Regions from separate parts of the Homo sapiens genome. Here regions 1, 2, 3, 5, 6 and 7 are each linked to region 4. The links are chromatin loops, found by intact Hi-C in ENCODE. Cell type or tissue: PC-3. All regions are shown on one strand. Region 1 holds the start of LOC124902219 (a long non-coding RNA gene). Region 2 overlaps FANCC (FA complementation group C). Region 3 holds the start of PCAT7 (prostate cancer associated transcript 7). Region 4 overlaps AOPEP (aminopeptidase O (putative)). Region 5 overlaps AOPEP (aminopeptidase O (putative)). Region 6 overlaps AOPEP (aminopeptidase O (putative)). Region 7 overlaps AOPEP (aminopeptidase O (putative)).

Region 1 (4,000 bases), 100 kb after region 4:
GGCACTGCCAGCGTTTATCTATTCATTCAACACAATTGCTGCATGCCTGTCCTTTGCCAGCCACTGTTCTTGGGACATATTAAATTTTTACATGTGGGGGGTAGAGAGAAAGATGGACAGTAAGCAATAAATAAACCTATAGGGAAAATGGACCCAGGTAAAGGGCTGTAAGCCCAGCAGTGACCAAACACAACCTCTTCTTGTGACATTCTCAAGGGAGGTCCTGTGGTCTGTAAGCTTTTCTTTTGGTCTTTGAGGGAACCGTCGGGTCACATTGATCCGACTGTCAATTCAGTAGCCACCAGGTTCTCATGGCAGTGAGTGGGGTATGTAGACACCATAAGGTGGAAAACACGCACTTGTGCAAGTTCCACACCCACTGGAAATGGTGTGATCTCTAAGATGGTTACCTTTGGGTACATCTAGACACTGAACACACTCACACATACACAAACAGCATTTCCTAATTTTGTGAAATGCTATCCTTAATTTTGCATTAAAAAGTCACCTAGGGGCCGGACGTGGTGGCTCATGCCTGTAATCCCAGCACTTTGGGAGGCCAAGGCCAGCGGATCACAAGGACAGGAGCTCAAGTCGCCCAGCCTGGCCAACATGGTGAAACCCCATCTCTACTAAAAATACAAAAATTATCCAGGCATGGTGGCGGGCGCCTGTAATCCCAGCTACTCCGGAGGCTGAGGCATGAGAATTGCTTGAACCCAGGAGGCGGAGGTTGCAGTGAGCTGAGAGAGCACCACTGCACTCCAGCCTGGGTGACACAGCAAGACTCCATCTTGGGGGGAGGAAAAAAAAAGTCACCTAGGAAGTTCTGAGACTTATAGTAAGGGCTTGAAAGCAACACATTCTCTTAGATTTGTTGTAGCCCAGTGGTTCTCAAAGTGTCCTCCATGGACCAGCAGCATCAGCATCACCTGGAAATTTGTTAGGGCTGCAAATTCTCTGGCCCCTCTTGAGACCTACTGAATCAGAAATGATGGGGTAGAGCCCAGCAATCCATGGTTTAATAAGCCATCTAGGTGATTCTGATCATGTTTAAGAATCCCTGCTAGATCATACAAAGGATATTTAATGATAGAAATACTATCTTACAGTTTTAATAGTCATTTTCTCATTTGAGCTGTGTTAAACAGTGCAGAATCAGCAACAGATATTATGCCCATGGAAAAAAAAGAAAGAAAAAAACAGAGGATTGAGTATCCCTGGATCCCACAGCTATTAAGCATTAAATAAATGATCCTGGTATTCTGTTTCATTGCTCCTTCTGAACTTTCTCCATTTAATTCTTTCTCAGCCCTTCCTTCTTTTATCCACAATACTGAGATGCCTGCCTTAAACCCTTCAGATAAGTAGGAGATAGAATATAGACATTAGAGTGGATACCTTGAAATATTGGTGACAAAAATCTCCAGTGTCTGAACTGTAACTTTCTTCAAATGAAGAGCTTAAAGTTGTAGTTCAATGTTTTTCTCTTTCACAAGACGAAAGGACCACGCAGAGCTGGAATACTCACTCCCAGCAGCCTCATCAGGGCAGCGGGTGGCCTGGCTACCAAGGCCGCAGGCCCGGGGCCTTCTGGTTACACCAGGATCCACGGGCTGGGGCTCAGTGGTACTGAGTGGATAGTGTGGTTTTGTGATCCACACTGCCATCTTCTGGGGAGTCTCATCAGAGACTGTGGTTCCGTTTTTAGTGTCAAAGCTTTGAGTCAAAGATTGGGGTAGGGGCACTTCTCATTTCAACTGGACCTATTCTAACCAGCTGATGATGGTGTTGATGATGGTGATGGTGATGGTGATGAGAAGGAGGAGGAGGATGGTGGCGGTGGTGATGAAAAACAGGATTCTGGAGTTTACAGTGGTTCTCACTCTTTTGAAAGCACATCCCATAAAGAGTACAGCTGATCAAACAACAAAAGAAGAAAATACATAAGAGAACTGCTACTATTTTTAAAAGGTAGAAGTGGACAGAATGGCCTTCAGAGGCAAGTGAAGAAAACTGGAAAATATACACTCTACAGCGACTGGTTCTGGAACGTGGGACCATGAGCACTTAGTGAATTCTCTGTTTTCCAAAGTTTCTACACTAAGCACCTTGCAGGGTGCATTGTTTCAGATGGCAGGCTGCATGAGCTTTAACAAAGTACGAAACAACTGAGACAATAACTCCAGATTTCCAGCCTGGAAAACTCTGAAACAATACATTTTGTTTACTTTTAAGCCAGCCAGATTGTAAGAGAAATGTAGTATTTCACAGTGGGGGAAGCTACAAGCCTGTAGTCTAGTTGTTGACAGGGCCTGTTCCGCCTTTCTCTTAGCTCCTGGTGTTACCAGCCTCCTCCTCACTCCAATCACTGCCCCCTCCATCATTAGGTGACATTCTTTTTGTGTGTCTGTCTCTTCTCCTCTTCTAAGGACACCAGGCATATCAGATTAGGGGCCCTCCCTCCTCCAGTATAACCTCATTTTACTTACATTTGTGATGATCCTATTTCCAAATAAGGTCACATTCTGAGGTTCTGGGAAGCACATGGATTTTAGGGGAACACTCTCCAGTACATGGGCTTCGGGTTCTGATCATGGTTTAGCTACTAATTAGCTGTTCAATCTTGAGGCAGCTATTGGCTCTAGGCATCCATTTTCTCATCTGTTAATGTAAAGGAGTTAGCATGTGCCTGGCACAGAGTATACTCAGCAGAAGACAGCTAGTATTTTTGCTTTCACTATCAGAAAAAAAGTTTTCATAAATTTAAAGAGAGAGAAAAAAAGATCATACAGTCCCTGGACCAAAACAGACCATTTAAATAAAGAGAGCTTTGGAAAGCATGATTTCTACCTAACTTTCTTTTTTCCCCGTCACATTACATTTAGCATGTAGTACAAAAATCTAATTTAGCTCAGGAGACACTGGGTTGTAGTTACCAATTGTTTCTGATGAGGTAGATAACATTTGGGTCCATTTCATTCTCCAGGGGAGGCTCAGAAGAGACACACAGCTCTGCCACCTTTTCTACCTGCCTCTCCCTACACTGTGCAAGCTTGTGTTTCCAGAACCAGGTTCATTCTGACTTGATCCCAGGTGTGTCCAAGGCCTTTTGTGTTAGCAGAAGGGAGTGTACAATCCAGCCTCCTCATCAACCTGATTGAACTTCTCTTCATTAACTTTGAGTATTGTGGATTTAGAGATATGTTATTTGAGAAGGCTGTGATATTAACATATTAGAAACCATGAATATTTGGGAATGAATTACTTTTCCAATAAATTAGAGCCCTAAGAGGACAGGACTTTTCGAAGAGAAAAAGGAAGTTCAAGAAAGTTCCAGAGCCTGACTTGCGGCAGGGCACATTTTCACCTGGGAGAGGTGGTAATGGGGTAACTGAGATCCTCTGAACAGTAACCAACTTGCCACCTGACAAAAAAAGTCCTGAAGGCAACAACTGCGGTATTTCCATGTGCACAGTGTTCCAGGCGCTCGCCTAAAAATGTCCATGTGACTTTGTGTATACATGTGTTTACAGAATGTGTAAATAAATAGGAGCAGAATATGAAACACATGCGTCTGCATTTATAAACTCCGCATCCACTTATGCTAATGAAATTATTTCCATCTGACAACAAACAGTCATTATCTGTGGAGGTGCTATGAATTAGAGGGATTACTGGGATTTTTGTCCTCGCACTTGGAGAAACGGAGTCACTAATGTTTTTACCATAAAAGGCAAGAAACTTGGCTTATGTCAGCACTGAAAACTTTATTGCTTAAGGAGCACATAAGTTGGAAATAAAGTTACCATCTGAAATTTCTTCAGGACAGAGGAACTTTTAAACTCAAATTCATTTCCATTGCCTGTTGCAATTGACATCTCATGTTTTCATGTATCCATTTTTAGCAAAGTTTTCCAAGCCTACCAATAAATTGGTGTGCATAAAAATCTCTGCAGAACTTGTTTAAAATGTGTATTTCTGAGCTCTACCTCCAAAG
Region 2 (4,000 bases), 330 kb before region 4:
GACTTTTTGGCGTGATAGAAATGTGTCTTCACTGGGGTGGTGGTCACATGGATTTGCACATTTACCAAAACCTCATATACTTAAAGCCCATGCACTCCATGCGTTATAGATTTTACCTCAATTTTTAAAAAAGCTTCTGTGCCCCTTGGGGGCATAGATAGCTGTAGCTCTTTGGCCCTCGAAATGCGAGCACAGTTTTACACTTTTGTTGTTATTTTAAAAACCATGCTGAGCCAGGCTCAGTGGCTCATGACTATAACCCCAGCACTTTGGGAGGCCGAGGCAGGTGGATCACTTAAGCTAAGGAGTTCAAGACCAGCCTGGCCAACATGGTGAAACCCCATCTCCACTAAAAATGCAAAAATTAGCCAGGTGTGGTGGCATGTGCCTGTAATCCCGGCTACTCAGGAGGCTGAGGCAGGAGAATCATTTGGACCCGGGAGGTGGAGGTTGCAGTGAGCTGAGATTGTGCCTCTGCACTCCAGCCTGCGCAACAGAAGGAGACTCCATCTCAATAAAAAAACAAAAACAAGCCGGGCATGGTGGCTCACTGTAATCCCAGTACTTTGGGAGGCCGAGGCGGCCAGATCACCTGAGGTCGGGAGTTCGAGACCAGCCTGACCAACATGGAGAAACTCTGTCTCTACTAAAAAGTACAAAATTAGTAGTGCTTGGTGGCGCATGCCTGTAATCCCAGATACTTGGGAGACAGGGAGGAGAATCGCTTGAACCCGGGAGCCAGAGGTTGCGGTGAGCTGAGATCGCGCCATTGCACTCCAGCCTGGGCAGCAAGAGCAAAACTCCGTTTCAAAAAAAAAAAAAAAAATGCTGAAATACCTAACATCTCACAACGGCTTTGGCAAGTCTTTCCAAAACAGAAGATTTATTTGTATAATTGGGTTCATGTGAAGTAGAACTCATAAAGACATCAAGAGCATAAATTTTTAAGTCCCAGAAGGTGACTTTAAAAAGGTTAATTATTCTGGAAAATATGAGGTTATTGGGAGCTTATTTTTCAAAAAATAAATGTTTAAGAAAGTGTTCTGACCATGTTAGTACTGGTGGGTCTTTTTTGGGCAGAGGACTCAGAGTTTTGTATTTTCCTGACCCCGTTTCAATCTTAATGTTCATGCTCTTTGGATTTTCCATCCTGTGGCAGCTGCGGTTTGCACTCAAGACCTACTTTCCTTACACTTCTCCATCTCTTGCCATGGTGCTGCTGCAAGACCCTCAAGGTGAGTTAGGGTTGACTTTGCCCACATCAGAATGATTTCCTGGGAAGAGCATTGTCAAATTATGACCTCCTCATCAGGCCCTTATCTACAGCATGAGGGAGACAGAACTGGTTATTTCTAAGATCCCTTTAAGCCCCCAGGATCCCACATTCTGTGGATTTTGATATGAGAGTCTGCTTGGCTTCCCAGTTGTGATCACTTACCAAAAGAAGAAAACAAACAAAAAAACAATGGCCTCTGGTAGGTGTTGCTAGTCTGCCTCCAGATAACACAGGCTCTTCTGGTGCCAACCAGATCCACCAGATGCCAGGAACAGGCTAAGACTTGGCTGAGTCAGAATAAAACAGTACATTCGTTTGCTTTTCATTCTTTCTACTCTGTGCAGCCTTGTTGCAGAAGAAAAGACAAAATGATGGATGAAGCTGAGGAAATGCAGGGGAAGTTTCCCCTAACCAAGCTAAGGGAAGGATTTTGAGAGAGTTCAGTAAGGTGCTTCATCCACAGCCTCTCCTGATATCCTTTGCCAGCCTTCCAAAGGCTATCCAGCTGGGGAAGTGATGGTTCCAGCCTTCATTCGACTGGTGTTGATCCAGGAATGTGGCTGTGAGCTCACGCTTAGGAGACATTTCGGAAATAGAGAATAAGGGCATCCTTTCCCTCTGAGGCCTGAAACCTGATGGAAGGCAGTCCTGACATGGGCACAGACTGCGCCAGCCAGAAAGGGGCCTTATTGGAGCATGGGAGGAGAGGAGACAGAAGGGAACGAGCCAGTCACATTTCCTTTTTATGCCATTTTGGGCCTGCCTTTTTTCTGAGACTTGAGTGAGTAGATCTGTTTGAGAAATGCAAATGATTCAAAGTTTCAGAGCATTTTACAAAACCTAAATTCCTCTTCCTTTTTCGAGAAGATGTAGGTTCTTGCCCAGGGTGATCCCCTAACACTGTCTTCTCAGATGCTGGAGCTAGGGGTGGGATCTCTGGGTGACAGTTTTATGAAAACTCTTGGGAAAACTTTATTAACAAGACAGAAAAATGAGGAATTCACTCTCCCAGGGTTCACCTTACGCTTAGGTCAGATCAGCAAAGCCTAAAGTCAGCCAACAGGGGACGCTGAGTGAGCTCCAGAAAATGTACTGGAGTTGTTAGTGTCTCAGTTTGGAAATAGTAAATAAACGGTGAGGTGGTGCATGGGCATGGGCCCAACCCTTTACCTTTCCGTTTGTGTAACTTGTAGATTTATGTCCAAATATAAATAGGTGGCTTCGGGCAGAAGTACAAGAACCTCTTGTGCTAGTTCCTAGAAGAGCTGTCTGTATATTACTTTGGGAAACAGTGTTATGGTCACAGATTGAAGAAGTGTTTTTTAGTGGCATGATCTTCTGTTTATCAGAAATTTATTTCATACCCATTGTGAAGGCCGGGAGAGGGGTGTAAAAGAGGATCACTTACGAGCCCTGACTGTGTAGACACTACAAGTGGAGGAAATGCGAAATAAACATCTAAATAGCTAGTAAAAGGAAGAAACGAAAAATACCTTCAAAAGGCTGTGCACCAAGGGCCGCGGGAGTTCAGAGGAGGGAGGCGCTGGCCTTGTGGAGTAGCAGCAGTTTGTCCATCACTCGCCTTACCTTCCTTGTGTGTTCGATTATAGCATCTATCACTATGTGAAAACTTTTGCAGATGCTGCACAGAACTGCAGATACGTGCTGCTCAGCTGTATTTAAAACCACAGGATGACTGTGAAACCAGAGCAGCTCACTCAAGAAAAGACATTTGTTTGCATAATGCTCACTTATTTTCTTTCCTGGCCTTTTTTTCCACTGTAAACCTGAAATCATATTGTGAATTCATCACAGCCCTAGGAAAGCAGTCAGGCAGTCTATTCCTAATTCCTTATTGGCTGCTTTACTACAGTCTCCGTCTATTTTGAAATCAACACATTAGTGATGGAGGAGTGTGTAGGTAGAAAAGAAGAAACCTAGGGCATCCGCAACCCGGCATTTCCCAGTCTCAGCGGGGGCTGCTTATGCAATCTCTAGCTACTTCCATGTACCTGAATTTAAAATTACTTGAGGGCAAGCGTGGTGATTAATGCCTGTAATTCCAGCACTTTGGGAGGCCAAGGCGGGAGGATCACTTGAGCCCAGGAATTTGAGACAAGTCTGAGAAACATAGTGAAACCTCATCTCTACAAAAAAATTTTAAAAATAGCTGGGCATGGTGGTGCACCCCTGTAGTCCCAGCTACTGGGGAGGCTGAGGTAGGAAGATCGCTTGAGCCCAGGAGGTTGGGGCTGCAGTGAACCAGGATCGTACCACTGCACTCCAGCCTCTGACCAAGCAAGATCGTGTCTTAAAACCCCACAAAACTAAAATTAAAAGATTAGATTCTTTGATGTTCAACTCTGTGTGACATGGACAGATCTTACTTCCCCAGGCTTAAGAGATAGGTACTGGCTGGGAAAAGCATGAGAACAGTATTGGGTTCCGTGAACCAGAAGTAAAGGGCGTCTCCCAAAGACTCTTCAGGTCATCCCTGCAGGTGGTTCCTCATGGGCTTGACATTTCCTCAGTTGCCCTCTGACGTATCTCTCTCCACCCGCAGATATCCCTCGGGGACACTGGCTCCAGACACTGAAGCATATTTCTGAACTGCTCAGAGAAGCAGTTGAAGACCAGACTCATGGGTGAGCAAACACTGACCACTCCCAAATCTACTTCACACATGGTTTCCCTAGATCCTCATCTGCCCTTTGAGCAGGGCTG
Region 3 (4,000 bases), 230 kb after region 4:
TATTTTCCCCCTTCTCCCTGGCCACCCTCTTTTTCCCCCTCCCGCTGTCATCACGCCCTTTTGCTCCTTCATATAAGCAAAAACATTTTCCCCCGTCTTTTCCCAAAGCCTTTTCCCTACTGCTGCTCACCACCCTCTTTTCCCCCTTTATCTACCCAAAAACTGTTTTCCTCATCGTCTTTCCCCCGGCTCCTCCTTGCCACTCTCCTTCCCTTCTCCATCTACCCAAAAACATTTCCCCACCATCTTTTCTCAAAGCCTTTTCCCCACTCCTGCTCACCTCCCTCTTTTCCCCATCTACCCCCCAAAATTTCCCCATCTTTTCACAAAGTCTGCCCCTGCTTCCCACTCGTTCTCTTCTCTCCCCTATACTGCTTGCCACCCTCCTTTTTGCCTTCCATCTACCCCAAACTATTTTCCCGTCTTTTCCCCAAACTTCTTTCCCTGCTCCCTCTCGCCACCCTCTTTTCTCCTCCTCCTTGTCACCCTCTTTCCCTCCTCCATCTACCCAAACACTTTTTACCTACCATCTTTTCTCCACCATCTTTCTTTTCTGCCACTGTTTTTTCGCAAAACCTTGTCTTCCTCCCGCTGGTTACCCTCTTTTTCCTTCTCCCACTTGCTATCTTCTTTTGCTCCTCTACCCAAAAACTTCTCTCCCCACCATCTTTTCACAAAACCTTCTCTCCCTACTGCTCGCCCATTTTCCCCCCCTCACCACTCTTTCCTCTTCCCAATTGCCACCTTCTTTTCCCCCTTCATCCACCCATAAACTTTCTACCCACCGTCTTTCTGCAAAACCTTCCTTCCCTCCCTCTCTGCACCCTGTTTTTCCACCTCCATCTACCCAAAAACTTTTTTCCCCACCATCTTTTCCCCATCGTCTTTTTGCAACGCCTTCTCCTCCTCGCTATCCTTTTTTCCCTTTGGCACTAACCACACTCTTTACCCACCTCTATCTATCCCAAAACTATCTTCTTCTTCCTACCCCTCCAGCCGCGCTGCAATGTCCACCGCCACCACCAACCGCAGCGAGGCGAGCCGCGCCACGGTGCCGCGGCTCAAGCCTCCAGCATACGACCTGTGACTCCTTTTCCTGGTCTTCTAAGCCGGGCACTGAGCAGCTCAATAGAAACACACGGAAACCTAAAAAAACAAAAACAAAAAAAACAACAACAAAAAAAACGTAACTCTGCTTCAGCATTATTTATATCCTGAGGTTATGCGCATGCCGGTTCCTAGACTGCATGTTCTGATTGGATGAGAGCAAGTCTTAAGACAACCAATCACAGCATGAAAATAAAGTCCAATCAGAGTAGGCCTAGAGGTTTTTCTCTCATCCAATCAGAACATGTAGTCCAGGGTCTCCTAACCTCAGTATATAAAGCATGCTGAGGCAGCGGCGCGTCATTTCTGGCACTTATGTGTGGGTGTGGGGAGCTACTACGTACCCGGCTTAAAGAACTGGAAGGCTCCGTCACTTTTCGCCCCCTGGAGCCTGGAGCTTGGAGCCTGGAGCCTGGGGCACTCCCTCCCTGTTGGTGGTGGTGGTGACGGAGCGGTAGGAGGGAGGCTAGCAGCGAGAGCTTCTCCTGCCGGGCTGGAAGACAGAAAGAAGAGGCACCGCCGCGTGCTGGAGGCTGGAGCCGGAGCTTGCGCCTCCGCGGCTCGCCTCGCTGCGGTTGGTGGTGAAATCAGAGACCGCAGCTCGGCCACAGTGGTAGAAATGTGGTAGGGTAGGTGAGTTATCCAGGGCTGCACTGCCCTCTTCTGGGGGTAAGGGTTGGGTGTACTATAGGGGCTCACTGCCAAAGGCTACACTGCCTGTGGCATTGGACTGTTTGGGGGCACTCTCTGGGGTTGCATTGCTGGTGGTGGAATGGGGGGCTACACTGCCCGAGGTGGCAGGGGTGGTCGGGAGAGGCAGGTTGTGTACACTAACGTGTACTGCCAGTGGCGGTGGATGGCTTAGGGGCGTTGTCTTCTGCTGCACTGTCCGTGGCAGGGGCGGGTTGGGTGGAGTTATCTGGGGCTACAATGCTGGCAGTGGGGGGTGGTTTAAGGGCGTGGTCCGGTGCTGCACTGCCTGTGACTGGGGGTGCGCTATCAGGAGCTGCACTGCCCATGGCGGGGTGAGGGTGGGGCGGGTTTGGGGCGCTGTCTAGTGCAGCAATACCCGTGGCTGCGTCAGGTGGGCACTATCGGGTGCTAACACTGCCTGCGGCCGAGGAGTTGGGATGGTTTGGGGGGGTATTGGTTACATTGCCTGCAGCTGTTGGGTGTGCTATCCCAGGGTTACAGGGGGCAGGTTAGGGGTGCTATCGGGGGCTATACTGCCAGTGGGGTTGGTGGGCTGCAGAGGCAGCAGCGGCAGCGACAGCTGTGGCCTCCTTCCTCTTTCTGGTGGCCTCCATGGAAGGATGGAGTTCTTCTCTTCCCGGACTCCAGACTCTAGAGGGTGATCTCTTCGTGCTCATGCAATCTTGAGCACCGCAGGGCTCTCACACCCACTGTGGTTCCCTGGCCCGCGCCCTCACGCACGCTCTGTGTTGTGGAGACCATCTGGGACTACCGGGCAGGGAATAGAGGGCACCACGGGGGAGGGAGGGGGACAGGGCACTGTGGGTGGAGGCGTGAGGAATGGGAACCAGCACTTGGGTGGAGAGGGCTGGCTGGGTCTGAGTTTCTCCTACGCGGGCTCCCCGAAGAGCGCAGTGCCGATGGGCCCAGCAATTCCTGGCCAGCTGGACTTGGCCAGGAGCCGGTTTCAGTGAAGGCACTCACACCCAGCCCAGGCCCCAGTTCCTGGCCAGCTTTTGCCAGAAAGAGAGGCTGGACTTTGGAAGGTGGGTGTGAGTGCCTTTAATGAAATGGTCCCTGCCGCCCAGTGGCCAGCGTGACAAGGTGAAGCTCTAACACTTCCACTCCCTGCATCCTGTTCTAGGTTTCTCTGGCTTTGCCTGCGCAACTGCTCCCAGCCAGGCTGGAGGAGGAGGAGGAGTCACCTGTGGTATGCTGGAGCCTGTAGATGGCGTGGCTCTGCAGCTTGCCTCATGAGGTTGGTGGCAGCAACAGAGACTGCAGCTTGACCAGAGTGGTAGGAGGGCACCCGTGGGGGCCAAGTGATAGGAGCCTTGTAGGGTGGGCTGGTGCATTGAGGGCAACAGCGGTTGTACTGGCATCGGCGCTAGCGTTGGTAGCAGCGGCAAGTCTGGGGGCTGGGAAGGGGAGTAGGAGCGCTCACTTGCCCATCCTGTCCTGGGGTGGGGACGAACCTTAAGGTGCTATAATGCGGGCCTCAGTGGCAGTGGTGGAGGTGCATGTAGGGTAAGGAGGAGTCTTCCTCCTTGTCCTGCAATCTCTGGAGGGTGCCCTCCTCCTGCTGGCGCCTGAGCCAGGCATGAGTGGCAGCATTGTCTAATTCTTAACAAAATTCAGGGGGTGACTTTTTGTGTATCTTTTCGCTTGTTTTTTGTTGTGATACTCTTGGACTTAACTCAAATTTCATGAATCGAGGAAAGGATAAAAGGTATAATAGGCCTTCTAATTCACGCACCTGTTCTTTTTCCTTTCTTCCAGTCTGTATTTTCTTCTTCTTGTTCCTCTTCATTTTCTTTTGCTGCTGCTGCTTCTATTTGATGTTTCTATTCTTGTTTCTCCTCTTTTTGTTTTCTTTATGCCAAGCAATGACCTTAAACAACAAGCCCAAACTGAGTGAAAAATAAACTTGTCACTGTGATGTATTTTTAAAATAACTGGTCCCTTACTATGTTTTAGAGATGAGGAAACAAATAAGTCGTATAATTAGTTGAATAGCTATGATTTCATTATTGTGTTAACCCACTTAGGCCTAGTGTTCCATTATTGGAACGCTAAGCATGTGGGAGTTACTTATACTGCTCAAGGTCATTGACAAGGTCTGATTTTTCACTCATGCAAAAATTCAAAAAATTGCAACCTCTGGCATAAATGGGCTAATGAGTTGTAAGTAGTTATCCAA
Region 4 (4,000 bases):
TTTTCCTTAGATGACTGTGCTTTTTGCAGCTATAACAGAACTTGAAATGGATCAATTTTCAAATCACAAGAGGCAGTTTAAAATTTAGTTTTTGGGCCGGGCGCAGTGGCTCACGCCTATAATCCCAGCACTTTGGGAGGCCGAGGCGGGTGGATCACCTGAGATCGGGAGTTTGAGACCAGCCTGGCCAACATAGCGGAAACCTCATCTCTACTAAAACTACAAAATTAGCCGGGCATAGTGGCACATGCCTGTAATCCCAGCTACTCAGGAGGCTGAGGCTGGAGAATCACTTGAACCCCGGGAGGCGGAGTTTGCAGTGTGCTGAGATCGTGCCATTGCACTTCAGCCTGGGCAACAAGAGCTAAACTCCGTCTCAAAATAAAATAAAATAAAATAAAATATAGTTCTGGGCCAGGCACAGTGACTCACGCCGGTAATCCCAGCACTTTGGGAGGCCAAGGCGAGAGGATCACCTGAGGTCCAGAGTTCAAGACCAGCCTGGCCAACATGGGTGAAACCCTGACTCTACTAAAAATACAAAAATTAGCCAGGCGTGGTGGTGGGCACCTGTAATCCTAGCTACTCAGGAGGCTGAAGCAGGAGAATCACTTGAACCCAAGAGGCAGAGGTTGCAGTGGGCCAAGATTGCACCACTGTACTCCAGCCTGGGCGACAGAGTGAAACTCCATCTCCAAAATAAAAATAAAAATAAATAAAATTTAATTTTGAAAATAAGTATCATAACTAAAGAGTGTTAAAACAGTTATCTTAATTATTTTTTCAATGACTTCTAAAAACTGTCCTGTGAATAGTTTTGAAGATTCTATTTTCCACAGGAGGAAGAATAATTCTCAGTGAAGAGGGAAAAAGGAAGAACATGAAGGAGTAGTCAGTTCATGAGAGGAGAGAGAACTTTTTATACTAAACCTGTGAGAAACTTAGCTGAGATAATCATTTTTCATAAAAAATTTTAAGAGAAGAAAAATCAAGATACGGTAGTCATTTTTACACATCAGTCATGCCTACCAATAGTAAATTAAATAAGAAATTTATGAAAAGTCAGTGTCCTATTAGTAGGTGAGTCTTGGATAAACTCACTTAATATAATTAAAAGCACAGCTATAACCACACACACATAACCACTCTGCTTGTGCAGAGGCTAAGTTAGATCATAGCTCTGCCAAGTTAAGCATCTCATGGAACTTCTCATATTAAAGAGTTATTGTTTTCACTGCAAATTAAAACAGGCACTTAAATTCTTCCTATGAAAACCATCCATTTTACTTTTTCAACCTCTCCACTATAGGTTAGACAAACAGCATGAAGCATTCGGAAATATCAAATTGATACGTGCTTTTATTTAACATATAATCTTTCTTTCCTCAATCCTTCAGTAGCCCCTGCTACTTTGCTACCTCAAAATTGTTTCTTTCTCTAACCACAATTCCTTATTTCAGCAATTCCTATCCAAACTATTATATATGTTATGATTACTTTGGAACATCTTTGTATCACAAATTAAAGATGCCTAACAATGTTTACAGGAATATGTATATTCAGAAACATGTACACTTATAAGTGTATACAGACATACTATAGAGAATGTATATATCATATATTTTAAATATATAATATACATACATCTGTACAATAAATATAATACATTCACGAAAAGGAGAGAGAGCTCCCCATTTTGGCTGCTCTTCCCCTCCTGGCCTCCTTCTCCACTGCTTGGGTCTTTCAGCAAACTAGCTTTCTGTCAGGACTTTGCAGATGCCGCGTCTACACCTTCCAGTTTTCTAAGTGAGTGCCACCCTCGTGAATACCCATAGCGTGACTGTCTCTTGTTAGTTCTTCTCCGCAGTTGCTCAAGGGTTGTAACTGGCACCAGAACAAACGAGACAGTAAGACGCCCTGGGCACCAGCATTGCCTAACCAGGGCAATGTGCCAGGTCAGGCCACCACTTTGCAAGCACTGATGCTACCCAGCAAGGCTTCGGTTTTCCTTGCCTGCAACATGGTACCGCCTCAGGCACAGGAGAGGCAAGAGAGAATGACCTTCAAGATCATTCTTGTGAACTAGGTAAAAGAGCGCCATCTGCTGAACACAAGCGCCTCTATAGGTTTTCCTTGTTGGCTAACGGGATACCTAAAGGAATATGCCCCACCAGGCTTGTTATTCAAGTCTCACCGGCCACTCTGACCTTCAATGCAGGTGACCCAGTTCCCCTTAAGCTGGATCAGCTAACTGGACACCAAATCATACTGCTCCAGGTGGTCACAGGTAAACTTGAGTGCTTTACTCACATGGAACATTCATGAATGTCAAGTCCAAGACAAAAATCCACAGCAATGAGAACTGGTATATACATGCCTGCCAGAATCATCAATGTCTGAAAGAAACCATGATGACTTTCACATATGTCGTGTACAGTAAGCGCAGTGCCAGGAGGGTAAGCAAGAACTAGTCAACAACAAATCACAAAACAAAAGAATTAACTGACACAGATTTAGAAATTACTGGCTCACCGGCATCTTTCTAATGGGAAAAGATTAATACGTTTACCCTTAAAAACATAGGAATGTATGTGTACTGGCGTGGAATAAAGTTTCCCTAGTTCTAGAAACAAGGAGCTTTCTCTACTTTGCATTCTTTCTTTGTGAGGAAAATACTTAATCATAACCATTCCTAAATGCCTCTTAATTTACCATTTCCTCATACGTAATTCCTGGTTGCATACTATGGGAGCAGTCTAAATAGTACTGCTCATTTGAAAAGTTGGCTTTCAGTTGCACACAGGAGGGTCTGGACTCTCAGATCTTGGCTTTTTCCTGGAATTTCCCACACAAAGTCAAAAGAAAGAGAATGTCAGAGAGCTAGTCTATTGGGCAGGCCAGAGAGTAGCATTTTGCCCAGAATGAAGTAATGTCTACAGTCTTACTTTTGCACTAAAAAATGAAATCAGATCCTATGCAAGGGCACATGTAGTTTTTAACACCTTTCACTTGTTCATATGCTTTTTCTCCTTCATCTGGAAGGAGCTTCCATTAGGCAGTCTTCTTCATTTACTTGAGGCTTCCCACAAAAAACAGAAGCAGAGTATTTTCTTTTTCTTTTTTTGTTTCTTTTTTTTTTGAGACGGAGTCTCACTCTGTCGCCCAGGCTGGAGTGCAGTGGCACGATCTTGGCTCACTGCAACCTCCGCCTCCCGGGTTCAAGCAATTCTCCTGCCTCAGCCCAAGTAGCTGGGATTACACGCGCCTGCCACCACGCCCGGCTAATTTTTTTTGTATTTTTAGTAGAGACGGCATTTCACTGTGTTAGGCAGGATGGTCTCGATCTCCTGACCTCGTGATCCGCCCGCCTCGGCCTCCCAAAGTGCTGGGATTACAGGTGTGAGCCATGGCACCCAGCCCTCAGAGTATTTTATTTTTCTAGGAAGCAGGGATATACTAAATTAGACTCTATAAAAATAAAACTTTCACGCCTATAATCCCAGCACTTTGGGAGGCCAAGGCGGGCGGATCACAAGATCACGAGATAGAGACCATCCTGGCTAACACGGTGAAACCCCGTCTCTGCTAAAAATACAAAAAATTAGCCAGGCGTGGTGGCGGGTGCCTGTAGTCCCAGCTACTCGGGAGGCTGAGGCAGGAGAATGGCGTAAACCTGGGAGGCAGAGCTTGCAGTGAGCGGAGATCGTGCCACTGCACTCCAGCCTGGGCGACAGAATGAGACTCTGTCTCAAAAAAATTAATTAATTAAAAAAAAAAAAAACTAAACAAAAAATTACTAGAAGAAAATAATAATGTACTAAACCAATTCTTTTTAAAATTTATTGAGGCTGGAAAAAAGGCATAAACTGTAATTAAGCAACAAAAGCAAAAGAAATGACCCTGAAGTCGATTTTGTTACTATCACTAGTAGTTTTAAATGTTTCTTCCATGAACATACTACTTCTGCCTGATTATAAAGAACACATTTATTCCACAAATG
Region 5 (4,000 bases), 130 kb before region 4:
AAAGTTTATAAATGGGAAGATTTTATCCAGAAATCCAGATTTTGACATTACATTAAAAATTTGAAAGATGTGGCCACACTAGGCCCAGGTCTTTTTTAGAAGTGGGCACATATTTATCCTGTACATACACACACACACACACACACACACACACACACACACACGTCTAATGCCAAAGGGCAATATTTTATCATTTCCTAAGAACAATAATAAGCATTACAGAGCATTTCAAAGATAGGATTTTATCAGGTCCCTGTTATGATTCATCCTGGTGAAATCCGAGAAGCAGGCAAAACCTGCTTTGGAGTCCCTCATCACAGGCCTGCATTCTTATGTAGTAACTGCAGCTGAATCGGAGCTGGTCCTTTCAGACAGGGCTTGGGCTCTCCAGTTTGCTGTGGTCCCAACTTCTCCCTCCCGTCTCCCTGCCATTGGCTGAGCCTCCTTGTCATTTATAATCATGTGTGTGGTTTTTTTCCTTCTTATCACAGGATTAAAAAGTGAAATATTTCTTACATCCATGTCTCCATCAAAAGTAGACCAAGTGTTTCTTAGAGGATGCTCTATCCAACCCATTCACTAATTTATATTGCTGCCTGGCCCCTTAGAAGCATTAGGATTTAAGCTGTTTTGTTTAGTTTTTCTTATGAAGAATTCCTATTTATGGCTATAAGATGATTTAGCAAACCCTTCATGCAAAGGGCAAAGACACAAACTTCTGCCTAGCTCAGGTTGATCAGACAAATTCCATATTACTAAGGGTGAAATTAATTGGGTTTATTGTATTTGTGAAATCCAAACACAGTTTCAGTTATTACTAGCCACTAATGGCTTATAATGAAGGCAGAGCTTGTTAACTAAGCAAACAACTGGCATGTTTGTTTAAAGTGTAAATAGAAGGAAAATTCATGAATTAAACGAATGAATTCACTGATTGTTCTCCCTTGGCTGTAAGGGGGCATTCAGCTGCCACAATATATGTCACCACCTTTGTTAAACAAATTCGCCTGCTCAAGTTATCTTTATCCGGTCAGAGACCGTCTTAGTGGTAGCTTAAAAAGTAAATGTCTCTCTTAATTTTTCAAAGTACTCATCTGCATCAATAAATGCCACTAAGTATAAGGGATCACCTGGCTATTGGGGATTCATAAATAATTGAACTTTTAAGAATAACAGCATATTTCCTAATCTCAAATTATGACTCCATGGATAGACCACCATGGCACGCTTGTCGAGATAAGGAGACAATATCCTTCTTATTTCCCAGGGTGGTCCTGGAAAATATGTGACAGATGGTCATCCTCAGAGGTATTCAACTTAACAGCATGTCCCTCTGAAAGGTAATAAACCTCACCAGAAACAAAAATAAACAAATAAAAGTCTCTCCAAAGTCTCTCCAAAGTCTCCTGATTTTAACTAACCTTTCCATTTAAAATTATGAGCCTTCTATTTCTTCTCCCCAAATGGAATGCATCAGGTTTATTGGATATCTACAGCTCAATCCCATTTCTCTGGATGGTTCCCTTGACTCATCATTCTTTGCATGTGTTCACCGTGGTGAAAATGTGGGCAAGGATCCCAGGAATTCCTTTCATTCTAAAGAATTCTGCCTGCCCATGTCCCCATTCCTAGGTGGTTACCTTTTTGTGATCTGAAAGGCACCCGGGTCTGTTTGGAATGTATTCAGCTGCAAGTAACAAAAAATACAATGAACACTGGCACACACTGGAGAGGTTTTTCCTTTCTTGAAACAATATCACTGGAGTGACAAGACCTTGCTGGGGCTGGTGCAGTGACTGGCAGTGCAGCGGGAGCTGGAGGACTTGCTATACTCCCACTCTCCATCCTTCCTGTGTGCACTTCTTTCCTCATGCTTGCCCCTCATGCTCACGGGTTGACCACTACACCTTCATGCACCATGTTCGTGTTTAACATGGAAGAAACGCGCTGTGCCAGCAACAACGATCCCTTTCATCAGGAAAGCAACTTTTCCCAGGGAGCCCATAGCCGAGATTCCTACTCTTTAGTCTCTGCTAGCTGTTAAGGCAGCATGGGAAAGATGCTTTTTGGTGTTTTCTGACTCTGTAGTGGAAGATGGACAAGGAATTGGGTCTCACACGGTCAGCCATGGCACCGTAGTGTAGCCCTCTTTCTCATAAATAGCAGAAAGTCATCACTTAGGTCATCTTTTAGAACGCAAATACTTTAGGAAGAGATAACGCACTCAACTCACACTGAAGTGTTAGTAACATATCACATTCCTTCTTTCCAGGCAGGGGACATTCTGAGCATGGGGGTCGGGGGCTGGGCAAGTCAGAGTACCTCAAAGACACTGGCTACCTAGTACCCAACTTAACTGCACGCTGGCTGGCACTTGCACTTTCATTTTACCTTCATACCCTCACCAATGACCAAACACCTAACAAAGCTAAGAGCGGTACTATCTATTCTAGTGGTTTTTAAGAACTCGGTCTTTGGGGACAGAGCTGGGGGTCAACTCCTGGCTCTCCCTCTTGCCAGCAGCATCAGTGCATTGGTTTCCTAGGGCAGCTGCAACAAACCACCACAAGTACGGTGGCCTAAAACAACACAAATTTATTATTTTACAGCTCGTCAGGTCAGAAGTCGGACACAGGTCTCACTGGGCTGAAATCTATGCTGCTGGAAGTCCTTGTGTGTGTGGTTGACTGGAAGGGGCACAGGGGTCTTCTGGAGTGCTGGTTATGTGCATTTCTTGGTCAGGGTGCTAGTGACAGGGATGTCTACAGTTTGTATCCAACAAGCTGTATGCTAAGATGTATACTTTTCTGTTTTACACTGCAATGAAAAGTTAAAAACAGACAAATACCCTGGGAGGTCCATCTTTTCCATGGAGAAACTGAGGCAAAGATGAAGTTAGAGCTCTGTCAGTAGGGACAGAACTGAGACCAGGGTCTGGGCAGCCCACCTCCTAGTCTTTTGAGTTTAATGTATTCGAGGCCAATTTCCAACACTAATTATGTATTATATATTTAAAATCTCTTGAGAAAAGCTTTTTTTAAAAAATTTCTTTTGCCATAGAGTCACATTTCTATTGCAAGTGAAAGGTACCTTGTATGCTTCAGACACACCTGTAAAAACAGAACCAATCCTGTCATATATCCCTGTCTGCTTCACTTTTTTTCAGACGCTGTGAAAAACATGCCACAATAATAAACCCCTTTTCCATCCTAGCCAGCTGGAAAATTACGTGATGCTTGAAGTGACATCATTCAGCTACGACACCAAGCCAGTGGCTGCTCTGAGAAATCTGGGTTAGACAATGACAGCATGGATGTGAATGCCACTAGGCAATGAATCCCACCCTTTTTATTAGCAAATGGCTGTTTTTATCACCATGACATTTTAAAAATGAAACTGTGACAGCTACATTGTCTGAGGCCATTGATCACCCAACATCTCTTATCTCCAAAAGGAAGCCCACTGGCCAGAGGTGTCCTGTTTCAAAGCAGGGAAGACAAGAATGGAGGTAAAGGAGAGCTCATTTTAAACCACTAGTTCCAAAGGGAAAGACCAGGGCCCAGGACTGAGGTACTGGGGTCTTCCAGGGGATAGACAGTCTTCCCTCTATCTCTATCAATTGTTTCTAAAGTGAGCTCAAGTAGCAGTAGTGATAATACCTTAAGTAGTAATGACAGTATCTACAATAATACTCTTTGCTATAGACACAGATACTGTATCATAAACCCTAGGCAAAACCCCAGGATGCTTATTAGGTAAACATAACATCACGAGGAGGCCCAGACATTCCTCCACCTTTTTGACCTTTAAGTTGAACTACATAAAATGCAATAAGTGACCCTTTCCAACTTCAAAAAATGGGCAATTTCATATGGCTCATCCTAATAGACTGGCCCCTCCCCCAAGATCCTTCTCTGCAGATGTGTTAGGAACTGCCAAAAGATCTAGGGAAATGTCCATACTTCTCAAGCAACAGAGAATTAGAAACACTGCTGCACCT
Region 6 (4,000 bases), 290 kb before region 4:
CATGTATTTCAGCCCTACACAGACCCAGACCGCAGACCATGACCAAAGGGGCGAGGGAGGAAAATGATGAAGTTGGTGTGGGAGGGAAGGAGACTGGGCAAGTAGAGAAAGAACAAGACGGCAGAAGGGAAACAGGGACAGGGCACGGAGAAGTGAGAACAGAGCTGCCCGTGGCAGTGAGCACAGGGTCCTGGACACCTGCAGCACCCACACCTCTGCCCTGGATCCAGCCTCTCAAGCACCCAACACCTCACCTATCAAGGATGTGCTCATCTCTTCCCTCTGCCGCTGCCGGTGCTGACGCTGGGCAGCAGACAAGCAGGTGGCCTGGGAGGGGGAAGAGCAGGTGCGGCCTGGGCCTGGCTGGCCTCCTGACCTGCCGGAAGTGGGCGAGAGCTCACATATGAAATAAATCAGCACAGCTCTCGCAAGAAGAAGTGGCATCTGGGTCTCTGGATCCTTTCCATGTCATCACAGTGAAGTTGACTTTTGCACAACACACAGGTGTGCACCCTTGAATGCTTTAGTCCAATAAAAATTACTTTGGACATCTGCTGTTCAAAGTGTTCTGCTTACGGGACATGCTCAACAGAAACAATGACAGTGCTGCCCTCACTTAGCGTACAGGTCGGGGTAACACAGAGGCGCAATTTATACTGTTGGAAAGGGATTCAGCACTTTCCGGGTTTCCAAAGCCTCCATGAATACAGGGTAATGACAGCAAAGATTTCAGCTTCTCCTAAGAGTGCTCCACACAACTGCTTCTTTGAGGCTGGGTGCAGGTGGGAGGGTCTTGGAATCTAGGGTGGGAAGAATGAAGGGCAGGTATGTGGAAGCCAATTCACATCAGACACATATCTGGCAGTAGAGAATTAAAATCCTCAAGGAATCCAAGTAATGGTTCCAGGATTGTGGACCCTACCCCACTGACAGACTGCCACAGGGAGGACGGGGTATGTCTGTGGTACAGGCCTGAGCCACCTAGGAGGCCCAAGCAGACATGCAACCTGGGTATCCAAAAAGCACGTGGAAGGAAGCACACACACAGGCACTGGCTATGAGGATGGGGCTCACTGATTCCAAGCACATTCATGGCAGCCAACTGCATGACAGGCACTGGGAAATGGTGCGGGGCAGAGTGATGGTCAGTACAAACACGTATGCATATCTATGTGTGCATACGTATCCACAAATGTGTATATGTAGAACATATAGACACACACTGAAATCAAAGTGTTATTTCCCAACACTTTCCTTCACTACACGCAATGCAGTCTGGTATTTTTATTCTTTGTTTTTTGTTTTTTGAGACCGAGTCTCACTTTGTTGCCAGGCTGGAGTACAGTGACGCGATCTCGGCTCACTGCAACCTCTGCCTCCCAGGTTCAAGCGATTCTCCTGCCTCAGCCTCCCAAGTAGCTGGCAACACAGACATGTGCCACCACGCCTGGCTAATTTTTTTGTATTTTTAGTAGAGATGGGGTTTCACCATGTTGGCCAGGCTGGTCTTGAACTCCTGACCTCAAATGGTCCACCCACCTCAGCCTCCCAAAGTGGTGGCATTACAGGTGTGAGCCACCGCGCCCGGCCTGCTGGGATTACAGGTGTGAGCCACTGCGCCCAGCCTTCTGGGATTACAGGCGGGAGCCCCCGCGCCCGGCCTGCTGGGATTACAGGCGGGAGCCACCGCGCCGGCCTCTTCTTTCTTTTTTTAAAATGCTGACTGGTGACCTACTAGATGGATTTCATAACCCACTGTGTCTTGACTCCCGGACAGTGTGAAAACCTACATACAAGCTCGGCTTCCAGAGCCTGATGCTCCAGGCTGGACCCTCGTCGGCTCAGGCAAGCTGCTCTAACCAGGCCCCACTCCAGCTCCAGCTCCCCAAGATGGGGGTTAGAAGAGCGTCAACATGCAGGGAGGGCCACAGACAGGCTGGGCTGGCATGAGGTAGGAGGTAGGAACCACATGGCTGAGCAAGAGCCTGGGCCAGGTCAGAGACTCGCAGCAGGACAGCAGAGGGAGCAGGGGAGTCCCAGGAGTAGTAAGGGCCTGGGAAGAGCTACAGCTTTTCAGGCCATCTCCTGGGAGGGAGACCCAGGGACAGGCACCTGGGAATCCTGCAAACCATTTGTAAAGATGGCTCCCTTAGCCTTGCCCCAGCCTCAGCCCCAGCCAGACTCCACTTCTGCCTTTACAGGAAACTTATCACACACTACCCAAGAGGTTCCATGGAGCTGAACTCTGGAAGGCTCAGAAACACAGTGGAGGGGGAAGCCTGCTCTTCTGACTTCCTGCAATGCTAGAAAAATGGCACATGCCTAGAAGGGCCATTTAGAAACCACATCTTGGATTTGGGACACAGGTCCCGTGACAACGGGCATGTCTATGATATAACAATAATTTTAACTAGGATATGGTAAAGGGGCCTCACCCTTATTTGATTGCTTTTTTTCTTGGAAATAGGAAAGCTGCTGAAGCTTCCTCACAACTTGAACCACTCTAATCTCTTTTTTAAAATAATATTTTTTAAGACAGAGTCTCACTCTGTCGCTCAGTCTGGAGTGCAATGGCATGATCATGGCACACTGCAGCTTCCAAATCCTGGGATCAAGTGATCCTCCCACCTCAGCCTCCCCAGTAGCTGGGACTACAGGTGCATGCCACTATGCCTGGATAAGAGTGGGACCCTGTCTCTATAAAAAATACAAAAACTCCTGGGCTCAAGTGATCCCGCCTCAGCCTCCCAAAGTGCTGGGATTACAAACATAAGCCTGGCCCCTAATCTCTTTTTAACCCAAGATATCTTCATGTGTCCAGAACCAGATTCCTGGTAAACTCCAGAAGAGAGGCTGGCAAATTTTTTCCTTCAAGAGCCAGATATTGAGCACTTTTGGCCTTTTGGTCAAAGCAGCCTTAGACAACATGTAAATACGTGGGCATGGCATGGCTGCCTTTGGATAAAACGTTATTTACAAGAACAGGCAATGGGCTGCACAGGCTCAGGCTGGGGTTGGCTGATCCTTGCTCTAGAATGGGTGCCCAAGCTATGGCTCCCAGAGCACAACATACACAGTGGTGTACTGGTGTTCATCCCCCAACATCCACCAACATGATGTCACTGAACACAGAGATGAGGCAAAAGGTGAACAACGGCCCGAGTGGGTTTGGGCCAGCTTTAGCACGACTCCACCAGAAAATCAGAGGTGCTCCTTAATGCTAGTCCTGACACCCTGGGCCTTATTCTTCCCTCTGCAGGTCAAATTCCTCTGTACAAGGAAACATGGTCTGGCATTCATCTTGAATCAGACTCATTAAAAAGGGGCACTGTGTCTTTAGAGTACCCCAATACTGGAGACAGAGTCTGAAAACCAGTGTCTTACAGAAAAATTACTCTGCCTGAAAAATAAACATCATTCACAAGGGCCTGAGCAGACATGGCTACAGGCACGAGACAGAGCAGATGAGCTCTTAAGAACTCAGCCAGTATACCCAACTTGGTTCCAAGAGCTGCGGTGCCACCACCAAAAACCATCAAGACCAAAGACAGGAATGGCCTCATTGTCTCTTCCACGGCAATCCTGGAGCCAGGATTCAGTTTGGTGCATGCTCGTCACCATGCTTAGAAAAGCACGTATGGCTCCTTTTGGTAGCTGCTTTCCTTGCTTTATTTTTAAACATTTAAAAATTATAAGCAGATGACTATACATAAATACGGAACCCAATGTACATGAAATTCTAGCCATTCATGTCAAATTCACTTTTGATGTTTCCAACAGCAACAATTGATACAGATATATATTCAGCATCCCAAATTCAAAAATCCGAAATCTGAAATGCTCCAGTGAGCATTTTTTTGTGTGTGTGTGTGGGGCGGGGGGAGGGTCATGTCAGCACTCAAAAAGTTTGGGATTTTGAAGCATTTCAGAGTTTGGGTTTTCAGATTTGGGAAACAACCAGTTAAGTATAATACAAATATCCTAATAACTGAAAAAAATC
Region 7 (4,000 bases), 85 kb before region 4:
TTTGGGAGGCGGAGGCGGGCAGATCACCTGAGGTCAGGAGTTCGAGACAAGCCTGGCTAACATGGTGAAACCCCGTTTCTACTAAAAATACAAAAAATTAGCCAGGCATGGTGGCGTGTGCCTATAATCCTAGCTACTTGGGAGGTTGAGGCAGGAGAATCGCTTGAACCCAGGAGGCGGAGGTTGCAGTGAGCCGAGATCGCACCATTGCATTCCAGCTTAGGCAATAAGAACGAAACTCTTTCTCAAAAAAAAAAAAAAAAAAAAAAAAAAAAAAAAAATTCATGGCTTCTATTCCTCCCTCTCCTGCCTGAGGACGAAGTGCCCAATCATGTTCCATCTTTCCTATTAGGGGAGAAATCAATTTGATAATGCCACTCCTATCAAAGGGTCACACTTAATATTACAAACTGTAAAAAGTAATGAGTATAATGAGATTGGGCAATGATTACCTAAAGGAAAAATCTGTGGAGAGAGATTCACAGCAGATACGCTGTACTCAGATGACATTCTACAGATAAGTAATCATTCATTCTGCTTCTGGGTAACACGAGCCGTATCTGGCTTTGATTCTATATTTCTACAGGCTTCCTTTTACACTAATTCAATTTCATTTGAAGGTAAATGGTCTAACCCAAAAAACATTACCAACCCCATTCTATGTGGGCTGTGCCATCCCACAGCAATTGATTGCCAAGAGACACTAGTAAACTTTTCCAGCCCACATTCCGCCCAGACAATGGGCTGAGTGGAAACTCAATACAACAGATAAGGGTTGATGACTCAAGTCTCCAAACAAATTTTTGGTTAAATACAGCCTCAAAAGCTAATCACTACATGCACCCCACCCAAGCTAGAAATAGGGCATTCACTAACAGTCAACAACTTAAAGGATCAAAAACTTGGAACTTCAGACACATAAAATTAAACTGGACACAAAGGCTATTGCCACAGCAACATGGACAAATTTTTAAAACATACAGCAAATGTCTTTATTTTTATTTATTTTTTATTTTTATTTTTTGAGACGGAGTCTTGCTCTGTCACCCAGGTTTGAGTGAAGTGGCGCAGTCTTGGCTCACTGCAGCCTCTGCCTCCCAGGTTCCAGGGATTATCTTGCCTCAGCCTCCCAAGTAGCTGGAATTACAGGTACACACCACCATGCCCAGCTAATTTTTGTATTTTTAGTAGAGAAGGGGTTTCACCATGCTGGCCAGGCTGGTCTCGAACTCCTGACCTCAAGTGATCCACCTGCACTGGCCTCCCAAAGTGCTGGGATTATAGGCGAGAGCCCCCATGCCTGGCCAAAAACATACAGTAAACGTTTTGAGAGGAAAAAACAAGCTGCAGGTTCCTAATGACACTGTCCACATTAAGTTTTAAAATATGGCAAGCAATACTAAATACATTCCGAATACACATGAAGTAAAATAATAAAGATACACATGAGAATAGAAAATTATAGTGGTTGCTGGGAGAGGGGCAGGGAAAGGAATGAAATCAGGGAAGGTAACATAGGGAGCTTCCACTGCATTGGCCTGTGTAGTCACAAGGCCCCACTCATCCCACACTTGGTTTAATGATCTGCTGTCACTGTCTTGAAACTCCTGTTAATGTTATCTTTGGACCTACGCTTTGTAAGTGAAATCTGATGCAGCAATGGAGCATGCATGGGAGCAAAGAAGCTTGGTGCAAAATGAAAATATGGGACACACAAATTATGTGTGTCTGCCACCATTTCTCACCACCTCATCCATACTAGCAGTCAAAATGCCCATGAACAAAGAATTCCAGTGGACCCTCAATGCACGGGAATTCGGTGAGACTCAAAGTGAGTACAAGGTAGCCGTGTTACATCTAAAATTGAAGAAAATAGATGTTCTCAAGTCAGCAAGCACAGTCCTTGAGATCAAGTGATTTGCAGGTATGATTACTCCCAGACAACTGCCTTCCCCAAACTGGTGAACTGCACTATTTCTGGTACATCTCAGTCTGGAAAGAAGAGGAAGTCACCTGTGGCCTCCAAGCTGCTTTACTAGGGAATGAGTGACACAGGCCTGCTATCCCAGTTGTTATGACCATTCGTGCTAAAGCAGCCTAGGAATTAGTAATTTTGGTCAGTTGTTTTAGTCAGCATTGGATTCGTTCATTTGCAGCTTTGGAATTTTTCTTAGTCATCAACAAATCTTTAAATTGGTGGTCACTGTCTGTAGGCAAATCTCCAGAGTGTTCTGTCAGAATGGAAAACAGCCAGGGGAGCATGGGTTGAGAAAACAGGAAGGATTTATATTATAAACATGTTACTCTGTCCGGCCTCTCATTTTCCTGGCTGGTCTGAAGTTATAGCTTTATTTGATACTTTGACATGGTTGAAATGAAAGGCAACTGGCTTAAATTACCTCGTTACAGGGAAGTGACTGCACCAGTATATAAGAAGCCAGGTTTATTCACCAAGAAATGTTCCCTGATATTCCGAATCAGAACAGATCCTATCAGGGCTGGGAAGACTTTCTGAAGAATGATAAGGGGTGCTGACTACAGTTTCATTCTAACTTCAGGCCAAGGTGTTTGCAAAGGGAGCATTCAGCTATCCTGGCTAGAAAACTAGGTGTCTTCCAGTCAGGAAAAGAGTCTGACAGAATAAGAAATCAGAAAGAAAAGCAAATCTACTCTTCAGTGTATGAGGTGAATGTTATCACTGTTTTAATGTACATTCAAATAATATGGGCTACGCAAAGTAGGAAGAATGCCTCAGATACAGTATTTTCTTTCCCTCTGTGAATCGTGTGGAACAGGCAGACTTATACGTGGACTGCTGAGGCTGACACTGAAGTGACCTCTGAAAGCAAACAGGCCAGGGAAACTGTTACGTAAACTGAAATGACTAGACATTCCAGGCCACCTCGGCCGAGAGTGGGCCGTGCTGACTACAGCCTGGTACCTGGAAATAGCAAGTACTTCTAAACAGAAAGGGGATAAATGCAAATCTTCTGTGATTTTACATTAAGCGTTGTATAAAATTTTGTTAAGTGAAGGAAATCTAAAACACTTCAAAATTTCAGAGAAAAGCTTTATAAACTTGATAGGTAATAACAGAAAGGCTTTGCTGTTTCAAATCTGAATGGTAGGAAGTAAATTTAATCAAAATAGCAGGCAGCAGACTGAAAAGTATATAATACAATATGGACTAATGTGTCATTAGCTCATCTTCACTGCAATGAGATTAGCTTCCCATAGCATCATAATTAGATCTTGGAATTTTGCTGGGTTAGATTTATGTCCAAATGACATACAGCCAGAAATAAGTTTCATGCATTTCACACCAACATTTTGACTTATTTTAAATAAGGCTGCTATTAAAAAATCCTCACATTTTATAAACTGATTATGAGTCACCAAACTCTTCAAAATCCCTTAAGTAAACAGTCTAAAAAATCCAATTTGAACACTGGTTACATTGATGCTGGCTGTATTTTTAATCAACCAATAAGCTTTATTTGTAAAACCAAAGATTTGGTTTGAAAAAGACTTATATTTGATGTACTTCACACCAAAAATTTCCATATTCAAATAAATTGTTTTTATAAAAATCCTACAATTCTATATACTGATTGAAATCATCAATCTCTTCTAATGCCTTTTCTTAAAGTAAACAATCTAAAATTTTGAAAGGTAGCTTCCTTGATGCTTGAAGCTACCTTCAAATTTTAGATTTTACATGTAAAGCCTATTAGTTTATTAAAAACATTATTATGATTAGTTTTTAATGAACTAGTAGACATCATTTGTAAAATTTAAAGTTTGGTTTCCAAATGCCAGGAGGCCTGGGTAGAATCATCAGAGAGGAGTCCTGTATTTCCTTTGTGCATGAGAGTTAATAGGATTAGGGCTGGAAGAATTGAATAAACCCTGAGCTGGTTAAGATGGATGTATCACATTTCAGAGTCCCCATTTCATAACCGGCATGCCCCACATTTCACAAAATAAAACACGCTGGTGA

Evidence for each region. Hi-C counts contacts between places; a loop is a spot of excess contacts. Peaks named below come from ENCODE experiments on the same cell type or tissue, not always from the same donor. Only the 100,000 strongest peaks of a DNase experiment are listed, where the experiment ranks them.
Region 1: it touches region 4 in a loop (4-fold over the local background); 59 of 110 quality-filtered maps call a loop at or near these places.
Region 2: a loop joins it to region 4, with 8 times the contacts of the local background. A loop is called at or near these places in 78 of 110 quality-filtered maps.
Region 3: a loop joins it to region 4, with 4 times the contacts of the local background. A loop is called at or near these places in 4 of 110 quality-filtered maps.
Region 5: a loop joins it to region 4, with 6 times the contacts of the local background. A loop is called at or near these places in 34 of 110 quality-filtered maps.
Region 6: a loop joins it to region 4, with 5 times the contacts of the local background. A loop is called at or near these places in 15 of 110 quality-filtered maps.
Region 7: it touches region 4 in a loop (5-fold over the local background); 24 of 110 quality-filtered maps call a loop at or near these places.

The regions. Positions count from the first base shown.
Region 1 is chr9:94,679,286-94,683,285 of GRCh38, reverse strand. LOC124902219 (a long non-coding RNA gene) reads right to left here and starts at 1,592. Exons shown (of 2, transcript XR_007061675.1): 1 at 1,402-1,592. In PC-3, a CTCF peak has its summit at 1,676 (motif pointing left); a DNase peak (open chromatin) is centred at 1,645.
Region 2 is chr9:95,114,550-95,118,549 of GRCh38, reverse strand. FANCC (FA complementation group C) reads left to right here. Exons shown (of 15, transcript NM_000136.3): 11 at 1,160-1,235; 12 at 3,840-3,921. It also overlaps a transcript of AOPEP not described here. Among named protein-coding and RNA genes, the nearest start is that of MIR3074, 30 kb to the right of the region's middle. RefSeq lists a silencer at 2,024-2,103. In PC-3, CTCF peaks have their summits at 2,133 and 2,338 (motif pointing right); a DNase peak (open chromatin) is centred at 2,369; H3K27ac peaks cover 1,320 bases.
Region 3 is chr9:94,552,299-94,556,298 of GRCh38, reverse strand. It overlaps PCAT7 (prostate cancer associated transcript 7), which reads right to left and starts at 1,216. Exons shown (of 3, transcript NR_121567.3): 1 at 954-1,216. It overlaps LOC124902218 (a long non-coding RNA gene), which reads left to right and starts at 1,410. Exons shown (of 2, transcript XR_007061674.1): 1 at 1,410-1,740; 2 at 2,945-4,000. RefSeq lists enhancers at 1,015-1,677, 2,342-3,004. In PC-3, CTCF peaks have their summits at 1,789 (motif pointing left) and 3,021; DNase peaks (open chromatin) are centred at 1,388, 1,718 and 2,978; H3K4me3 peaks cover 3,157 bases; H3K27ac peaks cover 647 bases.
Region 4 is chr9:94,781,329-94,785,328 of GRCh38, reverse strand. The region is part of intron 3 of AOPEP (aminopeptidase O (putative)); the gene reads right to left. Among named protein-coding and RNA genes, the nearest start is that of MIR2278, 27 kb to the left of the region's middle. In PC-3, a CTCF peak has its summit at 2,113 (motif pointing left); a DNase peak (open chromatin) is centred at 2,028; H3K27ac peaks cover 2,133 bases.
Region 5 is chr9:94,910,688-94,914,687 of GRCh38, reverse strand. All of the region lies in intron 5 of AOPEP (aminopeptidase O (putative)), which reads right to left. Among named protein-coding and RNA genes, the nearest start is that of AOPEP-AS1, 33 kb to the left of the region's middle. RefSeq lists an enhancer at 3,857-4,000. In PC-3, no CTCF peak of the experiment used is centred here; DNase peaks (open chromatin) are centred at 287 and 1,597; H3K4me3 peaks cover 480 bases; H3K27ac peaks cover 2,715 bases.
Region 6 is chr9:95,071,165-95,075,164 of GRCh38, reverse strand. The region is part of intron 14 of AOPEP (aminopeptidase O (putative)); the gene reads right to left. Among named protein-coding and RNA genes, the nearest start is that of MIR6081, 7.8 kb to the right of the region's middle. In PC-3, a CTCF peak has its summit at 2,002 (motif pointing right); no DNase peak of the experiment used is centred here.
Region 7 is chr9:94,866,253-94,870,252 of GRCh38, reverse strand. The region is part of intron 5 of AOPEP (aminopeptidase O (putative)); the gene reads right to left. Among named protein-coding and RNA genes, the nearest start is that of MIR2278, 58 kb to the right of the region's middle. RefSeq lists an enhancer at 3,964-4,000. In PC-3, no CTCF peak of the experiment used is centred here; DNase peaks (open chromatin) are centred at 722, 2,092 and 2,862; H3K4me3 peaks cover 1,519 bases; H3K27ac peaks cover 4,000 bases.